2 separate regions of the Homo sapiens genome follow, and region 1 is linked to region 2. The links are chromatin loops, found by intact Hi-C in ENCODE. Cell type or tissue: chondrocyte. All regions are shown on one strand. Each heading gives the region's core, and the rest is flanking DNA. Links, peaks and the distances in the headings are about the cores only. Region 1 holds the start of ARHGEF7 (Rho guanine nucleotide exchange factor 7). Region 2 overlaps ARHGEF7 (Rho guanine nucleotide exchange factor 7).

What was found. Hi-C counts contacts between places; a loop is a spot of excess contacts. Peaks named below come from ENCODE experiments on the same cell type or tissue, not always from the same donor. Only the 100,000 strongest peaks of a DNase experiment are listed, where the experiment ranks them.
Region 1: a loop joins it to region 2, with 3 times the contacts of the local background. A loop is called at or near these places in 13 of 110 quality-filtered maps.

What each region holds. Positions count from the first base shown.
Region 1 is chr13:111,114,619-111,122,944 of GRCh38, reverse strand. It overlaps ARHGEF7 (Rho guanine nucleotide exchange factor 7), which reads right to left and starts at 7,635. Exons shown (of 22, transcript NM_001354046.2): 1 at 7,254-7,635. The coding sequence starts at 7,418. ARHGEF7-AS2 (ARHGEF7 antisense RNA 2) reads left to right here and starts at 7,267. Exons shown (of 2, transcript NR_046667.1): 1 at 7,267-7,398; 2 at 8,027-8,326. RefSeq lists silencers at 2,304-2,442, 7,673-7,762. In chondrocyte, for the core only: CTCF peaks have their summits at 4,426 (motif pointing left) and 6,459; no DNase peak of the experiment used is centred there.
Region 2 is chr13:111,205,587-111,213,912 of GRCh38, reverse strand. It overlaps ARHGEF7 (Rho guanine nucleotide exchange factor 7), which reads right to left. Exons shown (of 22, transcript NM_001354046.2): 4 at 3,911-4,041. Among named protein-coding and RNA genes, the nearest start is that of ARHGEF7-AS1, 61 kb to the right of the region's middle. RefSeq lists enhancers at 1-44, 1,698-2,225, 7,048-7,547, 7,548-8,049. In chondrocyte, for the core only: no CTCF peak of the experiment used is centred there; DNase peaks (open chromatin) are centred at 3,201 and 7,506.

The DNA.
Region 1 (8,326 bases), core at 196-8,195, 91 kb after region 2:
CCAGCACAGGCCTTGGAGCCATTTGCTTAGACTACAGTGTGAACGGTTCTCCCAAGACCGGGCAGTACACAGCTTACACAACCACATGCAGGTGCCCTCAGTGAAGCCATCTGCAAAAGGAGGCGTCTGGGCTGGATGACTCTACATTCCTTCATCCTGAGAACTCACAAATACTTTATACCCAAGATCCTAGCATTTCTCTTCTGACCTGCCTGAAGAGGTGGTATGGCTGGCATCCATGCGTGCGCTTCCATGCGTGTGATTGGGTCACTAGCACGCACACAATAGGAACCTGGTAAAAGGGATGATTAAATGAATTCACATACATGTGTTTGAAATACACTGTGCACACATTCCATTTCAGTTCCCCTCACCGCCTCGCCTTGAGACCCCAGCAGACATGACACCATCCTGCAAAAACAGAGTTGAGAACTGCCAGCCTGGTGCATCAAACCTTAAAAATTCAAAGCTAAAGTTAGAAATATAAAAACATCAAGAGATTAATTCTCCTACCCTAACTTGACAGAACTGATAAAGGAGGGAGAAGTCAGAAGCTGTACCCGGGAAGCAGTCGGACCGGGGCGGCCCCAAAGCCCTCTCTCTGCAGACACCAGGTGGGGCAGGCTGGCCCTCACTTCCCATCTCTGACTCCCGGCCCTGCTGATGCATGAAACTTTATATAAGCGAAACCTGAGTCCACCCGCTCAGCCCTCCCGCTCCCCAACCAGCAGCTGTGTGCACTCAGCAGCTGCGCCCAGATCTGGCGCTGACCAGAGGGCCCTGGAAGCCACGTTCAGCAGGCCCACCAACCCAGACAATGGTGGTCTGTCCAGAGTGGGATGCAGAGGCTGCCAGCCCCCGAAAGTTGCAAGAGTCTGCCCTGTTGTGAGAATTAACCCGTGTTCCTGGATTTGGATGGCTCTGAGGTTCAAATCTTGGCTTACAGTCTTCTGGACACGATGGGGAAGGTTTTCAGTGTCAATCAACAAAACAGTAACTACTGCGTACTGAGGAATGACTTTGTGCCCAGCACATCTACTCATTTACCCTGGTAATGACCTCACTGCCCCCACCAGTGGATATCATTCATCTCATTTTTAGGAGGAAGAAACTAGGACTCCGAGAGGTTAGACAGGTGCCGGAAGTCACAGAGCAAATGGCTGCGGGAACAAAGCCAGGTGTGCCTGACTCTGAAGCACGCAGAGGACCGGGTCTCCCAGTGTCTCCAGGCAGGGACCCGTGGGTTCGGGGGATGCCAGTCCTCCCATCTCCCAGCGATGCACGTGGTAGAGTTGCGTGCCCAAAGGGATGATGTGCCTCTGCCACCTCCCTCGTGCAGTGAGAGACGCGTGGGCGTCAAGCCTACACAAGACTCCAATCCAAACGGCTAAAATCCACCCTACACAAGAACAAACGGCTCTGCCCCCACTCACCTCACAGCCCCCATCGCCTCCACTCTTTACATTTTAGAGTGATCAGTGGCCTCTAAAGGGAGAGAGATGTTCGTGTGTACATAGTACTTGAATTTTAAAAGTGTGTGTGGTGTAGATGCACACAGTTTGAAATCTTGGACTAAGTGGAAATCTGGTAAGCCCTACAGAGTAGGGAAGCCCAGAAACTACAGTGAGTTATTGGATGGTACAGGAACACGGAACACACGTTCTGCGGCCGGGGAGAAAGGCCCAGACACAGACTTCTGCAGGAGCTTCTGCAGGTTCCCCCAGGGCAAGGGGCCCTACCCTGGGTGCCTTTGGGGTCTGTCTACTGAAGGGCAGAGCTGCTTCCAGATGTCCCGAGAAGTGAGACACCTGCAGTGGCTCCAGGCACTCCTGAGGGCTCCCACTCTGCCCCTGTGGCCGGTGACCTGAGCCAGCCCCTCCAGTCCTCACTTTTGTCCCCCCTGGGTGCTCAGTTACACTGCTGCCTCCGTCTCCTTTCCTGATCTGGTTTGTAAATTTCTGAAGGCAGTGGTTGCGAATCTTCCCCTAAGTTCAGTATAGGTGGCAGAATCAGTCTTGTTTTCCATGAGAAAGCTCACAGTCTTGAGCTGGAATCTTCCGCCTCCGAGTGCAGCCAGATGACCTGGGGCAAAGCTAACTGCCAGACCTCAGGGTCCTCATCTGCAGTATGGGTATTGCGAGGGACAGCGCCTGCAAACGAGAGGAGCATGCTGCCTGCCATGCTGGGCAGACATCTTATTCTCTTTTAAGATGTATAGAAAGGCAGGCAGTGCCTAAAGAAAGGAGGCGAGCAGGCAGATTCTGGAGTGACTTCTATTAATAGAATGAGGGCCGGGTCCTGAGATGGCATCCTTTGGACTGGGCTTGGAGAGTTCACAGAGCAGCTGCCCCTGAGAAAATGGAATGCCACATGTGCCAGCACTCCTTCCCCCACTCCCTCAACCCCCGTCAGACGTGTCTGTGTGTGCGTGTGTGCGTGTCTATGTACACGCATGTGTCTGTGTGTGTGTGTATTTACATGCATGTGTTTACGTATGTGCATGTTTGTGCAGGCATGCATGCGTGTGTGCATAAGTTCGTGTGTGCACATGCATGTGCAAGTGTGCATGTATGCGTGTGTGTATGCTTGTGTGTGTGCTCTCCTGTGTCTGTGTGATGCCAACATAAACACTAGTTTCTAGTCTGGTTCTCAGGAAATCTCTTCAGGCACTCCTGATTTAAATTGAATTTCAGTTTGTTTGCTTTCTTTTTAGTGAGCCAGCAAATGCAGTTCCAGCTACCTTCTTCCCTAGGCCTGAAACCCAAACAAGAATCACACTGGTTCAGGGTTGAGACAGGACTATAAAGTCACATGCTTCAAAAGGAAATGTTTATTATTGCAAAATTCACTATTCTGGAACCATATTCAGGGTAGTTTAGTTAGAAGCAACTTGATATAACCAGTTATTCAGTTTGCAGGGTTTAAAGAAGTCTCCTTAAAAACACAGTCTGGAGATACCATATTATAACTTCTCTATAAGTGACTTAGCCAATCAACAAGTCTTTATGACGGCTACAGGTCACGGGCCTGAGTGAGAACCTTACCCTACCACCACATGTGATCACTCATCACGTTCTTTTTAGGGCCAAAGGACCTAAGAAAAGGCACATTTCTAGCAGGTGAGCACTTCTGCTTCTCCTCACCCCAGCCCCTAACCAACCCCAGAATCCTGACACTGAGCAGAAAGTGAGTCTCCAGTTTACCTAGAAAAAAGTATTTCCTTTTTTCCTATGCAACATCAGATTTGCTGATTTTCTGCAAGCCTGTGGAAAATCACCTAGGGCTGCCAGGTTACAGTTTGGGAAATGCAAACCATATTCTTACCCACACGTCAGCAAAGTCTTGGGTCTGACCTGCTCAAATGCTGGTCTTTTTAGCTCCTTGATTCTTTTGCTCCTTCTCATCCATATCTGACATTACGACTCTTGACTTCCTTCTGCCTCATGCTGTTCTTGTCTTTCGAGTTACATTTTCTGTACTGGAACCCCCAAGACTCTATTATTTAGGTTTTGCAATCTCCCCTAGCACCTGGCATTGTGCAATCAGATCAATAGCTAATAAACTGATCTGGTTCAAATGTAGAAACAACCTGTCATGAGCTGAACTGTGCTCCTCCAGCATTCGTATTTTGAAGTCCTAACCCCCAGTATCTCAGGATGGGGCCTTATTCAGAAATGAAGTTAATGCAGATGTAATCGGTTAAGATGAGGCCATACTGGGGTAGGGTGCCCCTAATGCAATTCCACTGATGTCCTGCTAAAAAGGAGGAATTTGGACACAGAGAAGAAACCACAGCACGGACATCATGTGAAGATTGGACTTGTGTTGCCACAAGCCAGGAACTACCAGAAGCCTGAGAGTGGCCTGGGACAGACCCCTCCTTGGAGCCTTCTGAGGGCACGAGGCCCTGCAGGTACCTTAATCCCAGACTTTGGGCCTCCAGAGCTGAGAGACAAATGCCTCCACATCCAGCACTAAGACCCGAGGCAGCGTCTGATTTTCAATTACATTCCACAAACACCTAGCCAGGGTTCTCGGGAGCACATCACATGGATTACACAGGAAGGTTCTCTGTGTTCTGTTCTCCTGGGACACACAGAGAAAGAACCAAGTTCCTTGAGTTTTTTATAGTGAGTTAAGAGACTTCATTTGTTGCATTCACAAGTGAAATTAAAAGAGCATTTCATGATTTCCATGATTTTAATGTGTTGTATTAGTCTTATAGAAATTTTCCATCCTCTACAATTCATGTATCTTGATTTCACCTCCTTTGACTAAATACCCTAGGGATGTTTAAAGTGAATTTGTGAGAAAAGGGCTTCCAGGGCTCCCTAGACGTCATGACCTCTGCTCACGGGAGGAGTGTGGGAAGCCGAAGACATGGGCAGCCCAGCCAAACATCCTGACCCCTCCTGGAGAAAACCAAAGTGCAGGATCTCCAGATACAGAGAAGGCGAAAACTTTTTAATCCCATTTTCCTCTCCCCTACAGCAGAAAACATCTGTCCAGTATAATGAAAAGTGTCTCTTTTCTGAACTGTTCATGTAAAGTTTATAATTCCATCTTCTCACTGTCTAACCTTCCACCTTAAAAGCAAAGCGGGAACCTGGGTGGAAAGTTTCCTTTAAATGAGCAGAAGAATCTGACACGCCGTGAACGTCCTCTCTGCTCCCTCCACCCTCTTCCTAACTCTGAAACAGAACAAATGAGCGTAATGGAAGAAACACATTAGGGCATGGTTTCTTAATAAAAGACATATGGGAAGCCCGAGGCACCCAGCCACGTTTTAGTTCTGCCCTCATCCCCAGCCTCATGGCCCATGCCAGGTTGTGAGCCTGCAGAGGCGAAGGCTGCAGGCCACTTGCCCTCCGCTCACTGGCTGTCAGGGCACTCCTGCAGCAGAGGTCAAGCGAAGCCCCTGTCATGTCCACATGAACATTCAGTTAAGTTTCCAAATGCTTCTTTTTAAGGAAAAAACATCCTCAGACTCACATTCCCACATTTAAGTAAAAGTTATTCAGCATGTGTGCTTTGTGGCATAGATTATCTGGTAAGCATGAAAACACCAAAAACCCAGATAACTGGCTGGGCGTGGTGGCTCACGCCTGTAATCCCAGCACTTTGGGAGGCCTAGATGGGACAATCCCTTGAGGCCCGGAGTTCAAGACCAGCCTGGCCAACATAGCAAGAACCCATCTCGAAGGAAGGAAGGAAGGAGAAAGAAAGAGAGAGAGAGACAGAGAGAGAGAGAGAAAGAAAGAAAGAGAAAAAGAAAAGAAAGAAAGAAACCCAGATAACTCTGCCTAGCAAATGGAAAAAGCTCACAAAACTTCTGAAACACAGGGATCTCAGAGGCAGAAAACGGCTAATATTTTACTCCAAAAACCTACCTTTGAACTCCAGAGAACCAGTAACTGTGTCTACAATACGCTGCCTTCACATTAAACTTTCATTGTGACAGAGTCAGTTTAACACAAACCAACTGGAGCTCAGGGGGAATCAAAAACAGCTCTGACCTAAGAAATTTCCAGATGACTGTAGTTTTAGAATATGTTGAGTTGTTTCAACTTGGCTTCTGCAAGCTCAACATTTTATTCGTTCTTCTCTTTGTTGTTTTAGAGATGAAATGAACGCTACGGTTTTCTAGGAAAATCTTTCTATAATTTAAAAGAAAATGATTATTGAAGTCGGCCAATCAATATTAATACAGTTAATATGCCAAACAACATATTCTTTGATGGCGACATGTTTTTATCAATACAGCATATGACACTTCTTAAAGCTTTGCTCTTAGGGATGGAACAGAATTTTATTTAAGCCTATTTTGGTGAACTTTGCATGCATTTCAACACTTTTCAACATCTGTCTTTCATTACCAGAGGTACCAGTATCCAAACAGCAAAGTATTTTGAATGCCTTGAAAGTCAGCTCCTGCTCCTCAGTCCTCCTGTCTTAAATCATAATTTCACTGTGACATCAGGTTCATTTTTAAGGAACATTTTTATTTCATGGACAGGCAGGCAGCCATTCACTCTAATATGCAGATTCTGTTTTCATAAAGATGTTCCAAGTAAGAAAAATAGCTAAAAGTGGAATGCAAGCCAAATTCATATTAAATAAAATGTTTTCTGACCTCATTTAAAATGTAGCAAGAGAATATGTACATGTGAATGAAAAAAATTAAACATTTTACTTTTTCAAGTCACTTACGTGGCATTTTATTTACAAGTTGTTGTCATCCTGTATGGGGGCCAATACACCCCACTTAAAAACTGAAATCCTTCTTCCTAATTATGGTACACTTCAATTTCTATATTTAACACCTTTTAAATAACTGTTGATCTTAACGCTATATATTGGCCACCCCCACCCCCACCCCACCCCCCGAAGAAACACCCTGGGAATAAGATTTTAGTATTTTGAGCTACAGGGAGACATCGTTTTTAGAAACTCTCCTGCCTCCTCGGCCCTGCTGGCCGGCTTGTGGGCGATGAAAACAAACTTTAATCACTTCCAGAGATTCGGGTCAGGGTTCACACGCTCCAGCCTGGGAACCACCAGCCGGAAGGGAGAAGCAGTGCCTGCAGGACTAAAGGTTCTGTTCAGAACGAGGGAGGGACCTGAGAACGAAATCTAGAATTTTAACAAGCCTTGAAGAGTGCCAGGACTTAGACCCTGTGTCTGCCGTCCTCTCGGCTCGGATAGGTGGGGAATTTTCTCGAGGGGAAAGTAGTAGATCGTTTCACAGCGCAGCCCTCAGCTACAGATGCGTGCCTCTTTAAAAATACAGAGCAACCGGTCAATTAACCTGGGAGGCGAAACTCACGCAACGCCACCGGCAAGAACTGTCCACACAAAGCCAGCGGAGTGAGCCGCACCGCGTCGGAACGCGGTTTCCGATGCGGCTGCTGCCAGGGAGCGGGGCCGGCCCCCCACGCGGAGGGGCAACTTAGCGTTCGGGCGGCGCAGAAGCCCCGTCTCCTCGCTGCGGTGCACTCTCCTTCCCGGGGACCCCCGCCGCCCGCGCCGCCCCTCCCCCCGACCCCGCTCCCCGGCCCCCTCCCCCTGCCCCGCACACAATGGCGCCCCCCGAGCTCCCGCCACGGTCCTGGCGCCGGCCGCGCCGCCGCTCCGCGCACAAAGGAGGGCGCACGGGTTTCCCGAGCGCGGCCGGCCTCAGGTGCTCCGCGCGCATCCCGGGCCGCAGCGGGCCGGACCGGGGGGCGCGGGCGGGGGCGCGGGCCGGGACTTACTTTCTCGATGGTCCCGGGGAGCAGGCGCTCCAGCAGCCTGCAGAGGACCACCCCATCCTTCAGCGACGCCTGCAGAAAGCCCTCCGGGTCCGAGATGGTTTTTTTGGGCGACTCCAGCACCCCCAGAGTGATGAGCCACGTAACGGTTTGCTCGGCGGAATTCATCGCTGCGGCCCGGGAGGCAGGCGGGGAGGGGCGCGCGCCTTCACCTCGGAGCGGCGGCCCGGCCCGCGGCCCCCGCCGCCGCCGCCGCCGCCTCGCCCATCGAGCGGCCGGCGCCGGCGATTGGCTCGGCGCGGCCCAGCAGGTCCGGCCCGGCCCGCTTCTCCGTGCGCCCCGGCCCGCTGTCAGGCGCCTTCTCAGGAGCGGCTCGGGAACCTGCGGGCGCCCGCCGCCGCCCCCCGGCCTCGGCCGCCGTCGCCCAATGACATCACCGCCAGGAGAAGAAAGACGCGGCCGTCCGCCCGGCCCGCGCCCGGCCCGCGCCGCCCCGCGCCCTGCGCAGCCTCCGCTCCAGGCCGTGCGCGGGGCGGCGGCGGCGGCTGGGAGCGGGCGGGGAAGGGAAAGGGGAAGGGGAGCGGGGAGCGGATGGGGAGGGAGCCGGGGGTGGGGGCGGGCGCGCACCTGCGCTTACCTGCCCCGGGCCCGCCGTGCGCCCCGCGCCCCTGGCCGGGGCACTCGGAAGCCTTTGTTTATGTTTTGAATTCGTGAGCGTTGAAATGATGAAGTACTTCCCAGAATGCTCTTTTTATTTTTGCCGGTTTTATTTCAAGGTGGCGGGGACAGGCTGAAAACGAGACGTTTGTTTCGCTTTGCTACCTTGCAAGCCGGTCATGACGGAACAGAAATGATGGTTCCATCTGAAGCCATATGGGTCTGAATCGGGAGGAACCGACTCTCCGGAGCGCGGCGCCGACCTCACCGGCAGGGCAGGGGCCTGCGCGACTCTGCTCTAGACGGACGGTGACGCTTCAGACCCTGCCGGGGGAAGGTCAAGGAAACGGCGTGGCCTGAAGTGGGGCTGTGCAGAGGGCCGGGCCGGGCCGGGCCGGGCGCCTGGCTGCGTCTCGGGG
Region 2 (8,326 bases), core at 33-8,032:
GCATGGGACTGGCTGGAAAAGGGTGTCCTAGAAAAGGCTATATTCCAACTACACACTCTATACTACCACGTTCAGCCTAAAATCACGGCAGCTGAGTGAGGGGTCCGTTCACTGTCAGTAGTGTTACAGGAAGCTGGAAGAGATGGATTTCATCACTATTTTATCATTGTGGGGTTTTTTTCCCTTTTTTAAAAAGCTCTCCTGAAACTGTAGCTTGTTACCTGTCTGGACTCAACATGACACTCTAAGGGAATCTAAATCATTCAGTTGAGAAAAACAAGCCAGTCGTTACAACAACAACAACAAAAGGATATGCCACAGAATCCCATTGCTAAAAAAAATACAAAAATGGATAAAACTCATCTTCACCATCAGACATCAGGACAGCAGATACCTTGGGGAACGCAAGCTCCATCGAGGAGTTGGAGGCTGGTCATGCTCTGCCTCCTCATCTGGGTGCTTACACGGGAATGTTCCATGTATAAAACTTCATCATGCAATACATCACGCTGTATGCACACAATACATGAACTGGTTTTCTATGTACGTTACGTGTCAATAAAATTTAGTAACTGGAGGGGAGTGAAGACAGTTCCCCCACTGCCCTAACCCAAAGGGAGAAGAGACCCCATCCAGGCACACACGACCTGGCCGGGCACAGTCATCTATGCCCACCATGCTCCTTAACGGCCTCTTTCTGATGCCTGGAGCCAAAGCACCACCCATCAGTATCTTGGATATTAATCACCTGATTACTTTATTGTATCCCATGTTCTGAAATTACCCTAACAATCCAAAACCAGGACACTCTGGAGTGCTGCTTCACACCAACAATACCCTCTCCTCCGCTCTCTAAGAGCACCTATAATTTCCTTTACAGAAGGAGAAATGCTTGCCAAAGGACGGAGACACAATTTTTACTCCAACTTTACTATTTCTGAGTGCTGTGATCTTGGGTAAATATCTTCTCTAAGCTTCAGTTTCCTCATGTCAACCAATATAAGATGCCAAAAATTAGACAATGCCTTTATATTCCACCAAATACTGTCAATTACATTATGGCATACCATCAACTGTAAGATACACGTACTTCCAGATGTGTTAAAATGACTTAAAAAGAGAAGTCTTTGAATTGACAAAATATGGTATATGAAAATATTTAACAATGTGTACAATACATTTGGATATAATTTCTTGCATGTCTTGGAAATACACTCGGTGACTGGTCCAAAGCCAAGGTTAGCTGCCAGCATCAGGACTGTGCCAGACGTACAGGTCCCTGGTTTCCAGAAGCAGAAGCAGCACTTTAAGAAATCAAGTCACCTCTCCCAGAAATGAAGGATGATGGGGACAATCACCTCACAAACGCCATCCCCAAACTCTGAGAACAGCATTCAGCACTCAAGGCTGTACCAATCAGCAGCCAGCAGTTGAAGACTAAAAGCACAGCAGTCACCAGGAATTCCAGCGGTGTCGAACAAAGAGTGAAGTATGAACTCATGCCTTATCTATGAGAAAAACCATACCTAAATCTACAACTGGCGCCTACCACATTCTTCACCACCGAGGCCCATCACAGAGCCGAACTGGATAAAGAGCTCGATTTAGTTCAGCCTCTGGAAGTGGGTAAGAACTCTCCCCTGACTGTTCTTTCCTTGGAATGGTGGAGGGGCACCGCAGACAAGTGAAAACCTCCACTGCAGTGCAAAGCAGTAAACGCAACATCAAACTGTTCAAGCCTGCCTATATCCCAAGACAGGAAATCTGTCCCGAGGCAGGGGGCTGACGGTTTCACAGATGAAAAACAAGCTTATAAAAACAACCAGCAACTGCAGTGGTGGCTGGAGGACACATTCTTACACTGAAAGGGAGGCAGGTAATGAAGGAGCAACACAAGAGCAAAGGGGCATAAACAACACCAGCCCCTCAGAACACAGATCCTCGCCTGGGGGATGGAAGCGTCTTACGCAATCTCAAAGCTTAGGTTTAATATGATCTCAAAACTGACATTCAAGAAACTGCAAGTTGCCTTTTAGCTTAACTTTTTATCATGGAAATGTTCAAATGCACACAAAAGGAGAGAGTGACAGGTGGCCCTCCATGCATCCACTGCCCAGCTTCAAAGGAATGTTAGGCCATTCTTGTTTCAAGATAAGTTCTTAATTTTTAATCCAAGAAAACTACTACAAAGTGCTATCGATAAACTACACAGAAAAACCTAAGGGTAAAGAAACATTCATTCTTACCTAGCATGGCTGAGAGAGGTCTTGCACATTCCATCAAAGAGAAAGCAGCTCTCTAGCACCCAATCAAAACATCAGCCCAAAAAGACTTCACACAGGTCAGAGAGCGCAAGTCTATTTCTAGTATAACGAAATTTCAGCAGCTAATGAAAAATTAATCCAATACTTACTATGATCTCAGTAACATTACCAACAAACATTACATTTAACTTTATTTTACTTAAAATTATACATTTGTAATCTAGTCCTCTACTCAAAAAGAAAAAAAAATCAGATGAAAATTGCCACCAGTGAACGGGTGAGACAGCAAATCACAGCTTTACCCAAGGCGAGCTGATTTCTCTTATGTTTTCCTCATGTGTTTTACAGAGCTCATTTCAAGTGTGTTTAAAGTGGTTTGTTTAGTCCTCTTTAACTTGGAATCCTAATGCTCCCAATGGTAGTCCACAGAATTCTTCCAGAACAGGCTCCTGCAAAGCAGGAAACAGCAACAGCCAGGCCTCTCGGGGCTGCTGTGAGGACTGCAGCACTCAGGCCATGCAGCCCACCGCCCACCACGCCTGAAGCAGTCAGACCCCTCGGGGATCCTCTAAGAGGAGACACAGCAATGATAGCGAGCTTGAGTTCAAAAAGTTCAGAAACATAAAAATCACATTCCTCGCATATCTTTCCATTTTTCACACATGCTTCATAAACCACTGTAATTTATTTCCCTCTACAAATCACGACTCTATCTAAATTAACTTTTATTTCTTGAGGACCACCATCAGCTTACTTAGCAATACTCCCCCATGTTAAGGCAGAGGAAAATCCATGGACCCTTCATGACTCTAGAATAGGGTTCTCTCTAGACTCACGTTACAAGATCACTATGTTTCTAACAAAGTATGTACTGTCGCGAGAAAGCAGTGGTATCCCCAGCAGCCAATCGAAGTCACTGCCCGCCAGCTGCAGCTCAGAGAAGGGTGCAGGACTGCAGAGTGGCAGCCCTGGCTCTGCCCCAACACTCTACAGGCAGCCCTGTTTAACCCTGCTTGAGTTTCTCATTTTCAACTTCACTATTACATTCCATGGGCTTTACTCACAGCCTGTATCCTGAGCATTTTTAAACGAGTATTTTTTCACTCTCCACGACAACTGTTCGATCATCTAAGTTTCTTTCTCTGCGTCCCAATCAGTCATTCTAAGGGATTCCCTCCCCTGTAAACTAAATCCTGACTTAGTAAAGCACACTAAGCCATGCTTTCATGAAGAGAAGAAAGGCCAGATTCTTTAGTTTTAACCATCTCTTCTTTACGGAGCTGAGTACTTTTCCATACATATTTCTTATTCTCAATATTTCTGTACATGTGCATAGCTGATAATGCCATGCAAATGACAAGGGGTGTGTTTTTTTAAAGCAGCATCACTCCAGATATCGAGTCATGAGTCTTGCAATACAACCTAAAAACAAATGAGTTTCTCAAAAGCAATCATTAAGCATAATATCTGGATCATCTGGTAATGAGCAAATGCCAAACCAGATTACAGGCACAACGGAGGCGAAGTCCAGCTACCTTTGCCCTGTTTAACACCATTAATGGAGGCATACGTATCTTCTCAGATATATCCATACACACTCATATCCTTCCCAAACATATTTAAGTAACAAAATCTCTCAAACTTACCAAACTCCGATACTGGCCCTGGAACAGTTTTGAAGTCCGAGTGTGCAAAGACTGTGATCCAAGGGAGTCAAAAGACTTTATGCGGTGAGACGAGGGCCGGGCACACACGGAGTCACTCCCCAGCCCGATGTCTGCAAAGAGCATGCACACAGAAAAAGAGAGCTGAGAGCGCCTGATACCACGCACCCACACTACACACTAGACTTTAAAACTAGGGCAGCACAGAGGGACACACCAAAAGACCACAACAAAGCAGCCCATTTATGCAGAAAACAAAGAACAAATTATTTGCTACATAAATGACTTGCATTCATTCCCCAACTACCTTTCCAGAAATTATCTGGAGATAACTATTAATCAGTTCTTCTCTAATATAATTTTCAAAAGTTTGTGAAATGTATTATAACTTTTAAAGATTTTCCCTTCACCTGGAAAAAAAAGCCTCTCAAATTTGATTATGGAGCGGAGAACAACCAAGTACTGATTCTCCAAAGCATCACCACCACATGCCCACTTTTCCAGGACGATGTGTCATGCAATAAGCAACAGAAGGAAAAGACTCTTATTTAAAAGAGAAAATCCAGTGTATTTTTCAGCCAGAGAGAACCTTGTGAGGATTATTTCCCCAACACTAAGGCAGCACAGGCTCTACTCACCTCATGAAGTTGCTGACAGAATCAAAGTAAACAGACAGTAAGAGGCTTAGTTCTGTTCTCTGGATCTCCCTTCATAAGACACTCCACACAGGCCATCCAACAAATAAATAATAGCAATTTATTCTTAAAAGTGACTCAATTAAAAAAAAGAGAGAATGAGGCTGTGAAAAACTTTGCTGGGAAAATCGCTGTTCTGAGAGGCACGTGCCCGGCCATGTCCTAAACTCCAGGGAGGCTTCCATGAAAGCAACCCTAAGTCTCCAGGTCCCAGCTTCCTCCCAGGTGTTTGGATTGGCTTGCACGTATCTTATAAAATTCTGAATTAAACGGTCAACATCGAAAAGTCTGAAGGTATCACCAAAAACCCAGATTCCCCACTGCTCTTGACACATTTAGGATGTGGCCACACCAGGTCTATATCCCATCAGGTAAAGCTGGCTCAGAGCTGGGCAGGGGCTGTCCTGAGAGGACCCAGCACCCATGCCCTTCCATCCAGCTCCTCCCTTCACGCCACCTGCCTGACCCCACAGATGGGGGCTTGCTACTCCAACGATCTTAAATTCTTCTCAGGTCACCCCCTCACCCTACACTTCCCAGGACCTGCTGAGGGCAGGTTACGAGTAATCTCTATAGAGCACATTCTGCTTGAGAACACAGGGGTCTCAGGCAACCCGCAGCACAAAACCAGCTAAAAGGGCATTTCCAGCAAATTCTACAGGGCTCCCGGCCATGGTCTGCAGTGCTCTGCTGGCCACAGCCTTCCAGGAAATTCTCATACAAGGAGGGCCATCCTGAAGACATTCTGTACTTCCCCATCACCAAGCTTTCTTCTATCCAATTAAAAGGCCAGTTACAGTCAACTAAATGCCTTGAGAACACATATGATTTTAAGAGACAGAAGCAGAAAGACAATGACAATTTTCCCAAGAATGTCCACAGTAACTGTGGCTGCTGCAGTTGTCTTACTGTTTGCCAATCAAGGAAAGCTGAAATCTAGAAAGAAACGAGGCCAGGCGCAGTGGCTCATGCCTGTAATCCTAACACTTAGGGAGGCAGAGGCTGGTGGATCACCTGAGGCTGGGAGTTCCAGACCAGCCTGACCAACATGGAGAAACCCCGCCTCTACTAAAAATACAAAATTAGCCGGGTGTGGTGCCACGTGTCTGTAATCCCAGCTACTCGGGAGGCCGAGGCAGGAGAATCGCTTGAATCCAGGAGGCGGAGGTTGCGGTGAGCCAAGATCATGCCATTGCACTCCAGCCTGGGCAACAAGAACGAAACTCTGTCTCAAAAAGAAAACGTACGGGTATTGCCTTCCCACTGACTTCAAAAACAAAAACAAAGGGCAAACAGAAAAGCAAAGCATTCCTTCCATCTAGGAGGGGTCATTCCTATAGTTTAAAAGCTTAAAAGTACCAAGTTTATGTGGTAACTTCCAAATTTGTCTTTGTAAAGAACAAAGCTATCTATTTTACATCCAACACATAGCCAATGATACCAAGAACATATACAAAATACATTTCCATAAGGTAGAGGTAAAAACTAATAGCCTGAGAGCTACTGGATTCTGACTTCTCTTATTTACTTGTAAATCCTACCGTCTCAAACCTAGATGGTTGACAATCCCAAGACTGAGTGTACAAATTAAAGCCATGTTCTAAAGCCACTTCGTCCTAATTAGCACCCCCACTTACAGCAAAAGCAGAGAAAACATCTACAATGAAATTCAAAGTTACTATCTTCTGCTCCTGTGAGCAACCTCTAAAAAAGTATTCAATGGGAGCAGAGTCAAATTAAGGATTACTTGTAGATTTTACATATCTGTGCTATTGCCCCATCTGCCACAGAGATCTACGTTAATTATAAGGCACATCATTTAGGACAGGCATGGTGGCATAAGCCTGTAATCTCAGCACTTCGGGAGGCCAAGGCAGGCAGATAGCTTGAGCTCAGGAGTTTAAGACAAGCCTGGGCAGCACAGCGAAACCCCATCTCTACAAATATGCAAAAATTAGCCAGGCACAGAGGCACACACCTGCAGACCCAGCTGCTGAGGAGGCCGAGGTGGGAGGACTGCCTGAGCCCAGGAGGCTGAGGCTTCAGTGAGCTGAGATCACACCACTGTGTTCCAGCGTGGACGACAGAGCAAGACCCTGCCTCCATAAAAAATAATTCAAAACTCTGAGGCATGGATGAATATGAGTTTGCAGGCAGATTCCCCCATGTGGTCAGGACACATGAATATGCCACTTCTGTACATCACCTGTTGCAGTATTTCTTGTATTAAATTCCAGTGATCCACTCTAAATGTATGTCCTTTTCAATGTCATCCATAACTTTAGATAAGTGATTTTCTTTTTTTTTCTTTTTCTTTTTTTTTTTTTTTAGATGGAGTCTCGCTCTGTCGCCCAGGCTGGAGTGCAGTGGCGCGATCTCGGCTCACTGCAAGCTCCGCCTCCCGGGTTCACGCCATTCTCCTGCCTCAGCCTCCCGAGTAGCTGGGACTACAGGTGCCCGCCACCACGCCTGGCTAATTTTTTTGTATTTTTAGTTGAGACGGGGTTTCACCGTGTTAGCCAGGATGGTCTCGATCTCCTGACCTCGTGATCCGCCCGCCTCGGCCTCCCAAAGTGCTGGGATTACAGGCATGAGCCACCACACCCGGCTGTGATTTTCTTATTGTTTGTTCATATTAAAAGGATCATTTTTAGATTGTAGAGACAGAGAAGGCATTAAATAATGTGACAATTTTCATTAGTTACATCCATCTTCATAATCCTGCCATTTAAATTTTTGTTTCCTCGATGCTTTCATCTGAACAGTCCTTTAAACCTCAGAAGTCAAGCTGTGAACACGCAGCCACAGCCACACCTCTGCCTGGGGTCTGCCCCTGCTCCCAGGGATGGGGGCCAGTGCCTCTCGCCGGGGCATCAGCATCAGCAGCAGCAGCATCAGCTTCCAGACAGCAGTCAGAGCACACATGCGCTGGGAGGCAGCACCAAGGACAGTCCCTGCACCACCGATGAAGCCTCCGGGAGCCAGGAACTGCAGCCCCAAAGCATGCATAACCCCCGTCTCTCCTCAATGTGCAGTGAGGCAAGTACACCCCCCCCTCTGAAGGGCCAGACGAAGCTGAGAAGCGACCCCGACAAAATCAACTCAGGAGGTTTCTGTTTGAAAAGGACACGGCACTTTCCCCCACAAACCTGATATTTAACATCCGTGAAGGTAAATAGGAAAAAAAAATTACTCTAATAAGACCAAAAAAGCAACTAAAAAGTTCCTTCCTTTTGAGCCACACAGAAATCCAAGAAAGAGCTCCTCAGGGCTCATGGAGCATTTCCTCCGGGGACCTTGGCATCATGGACAACATGCACCTTCCCTCAGAGGACCTGTCTGAACAACTCCTGTCTTCGCTGTGGCCCATGAGAGGGGCACACCATGTCCCCAAAACCTCCTCTCCACTTCAGTACTAATGGGGGCTAGGACCACACACACCATGTACCTGGGTGCCACAGCCCTCAGGAGCCCTGGACAGGTAGTGTGGACTTTACAGGCCAATCCACGAGCCACTCCCTTATCATGGTCACAGCTCAAAACTTCTGCCCACTAGATACAAATTTTAACCAGCATACACTCAGTAAAAACTGAGAGAAAGGTGCTTCTAGCTCCAACACAGCCCATGAGCCTTCCCATAAGAACTAGACACTTTTCTCCTGCTATACGTTCAGGTGAGAAATCTCTCCACCCACAGAAAGGA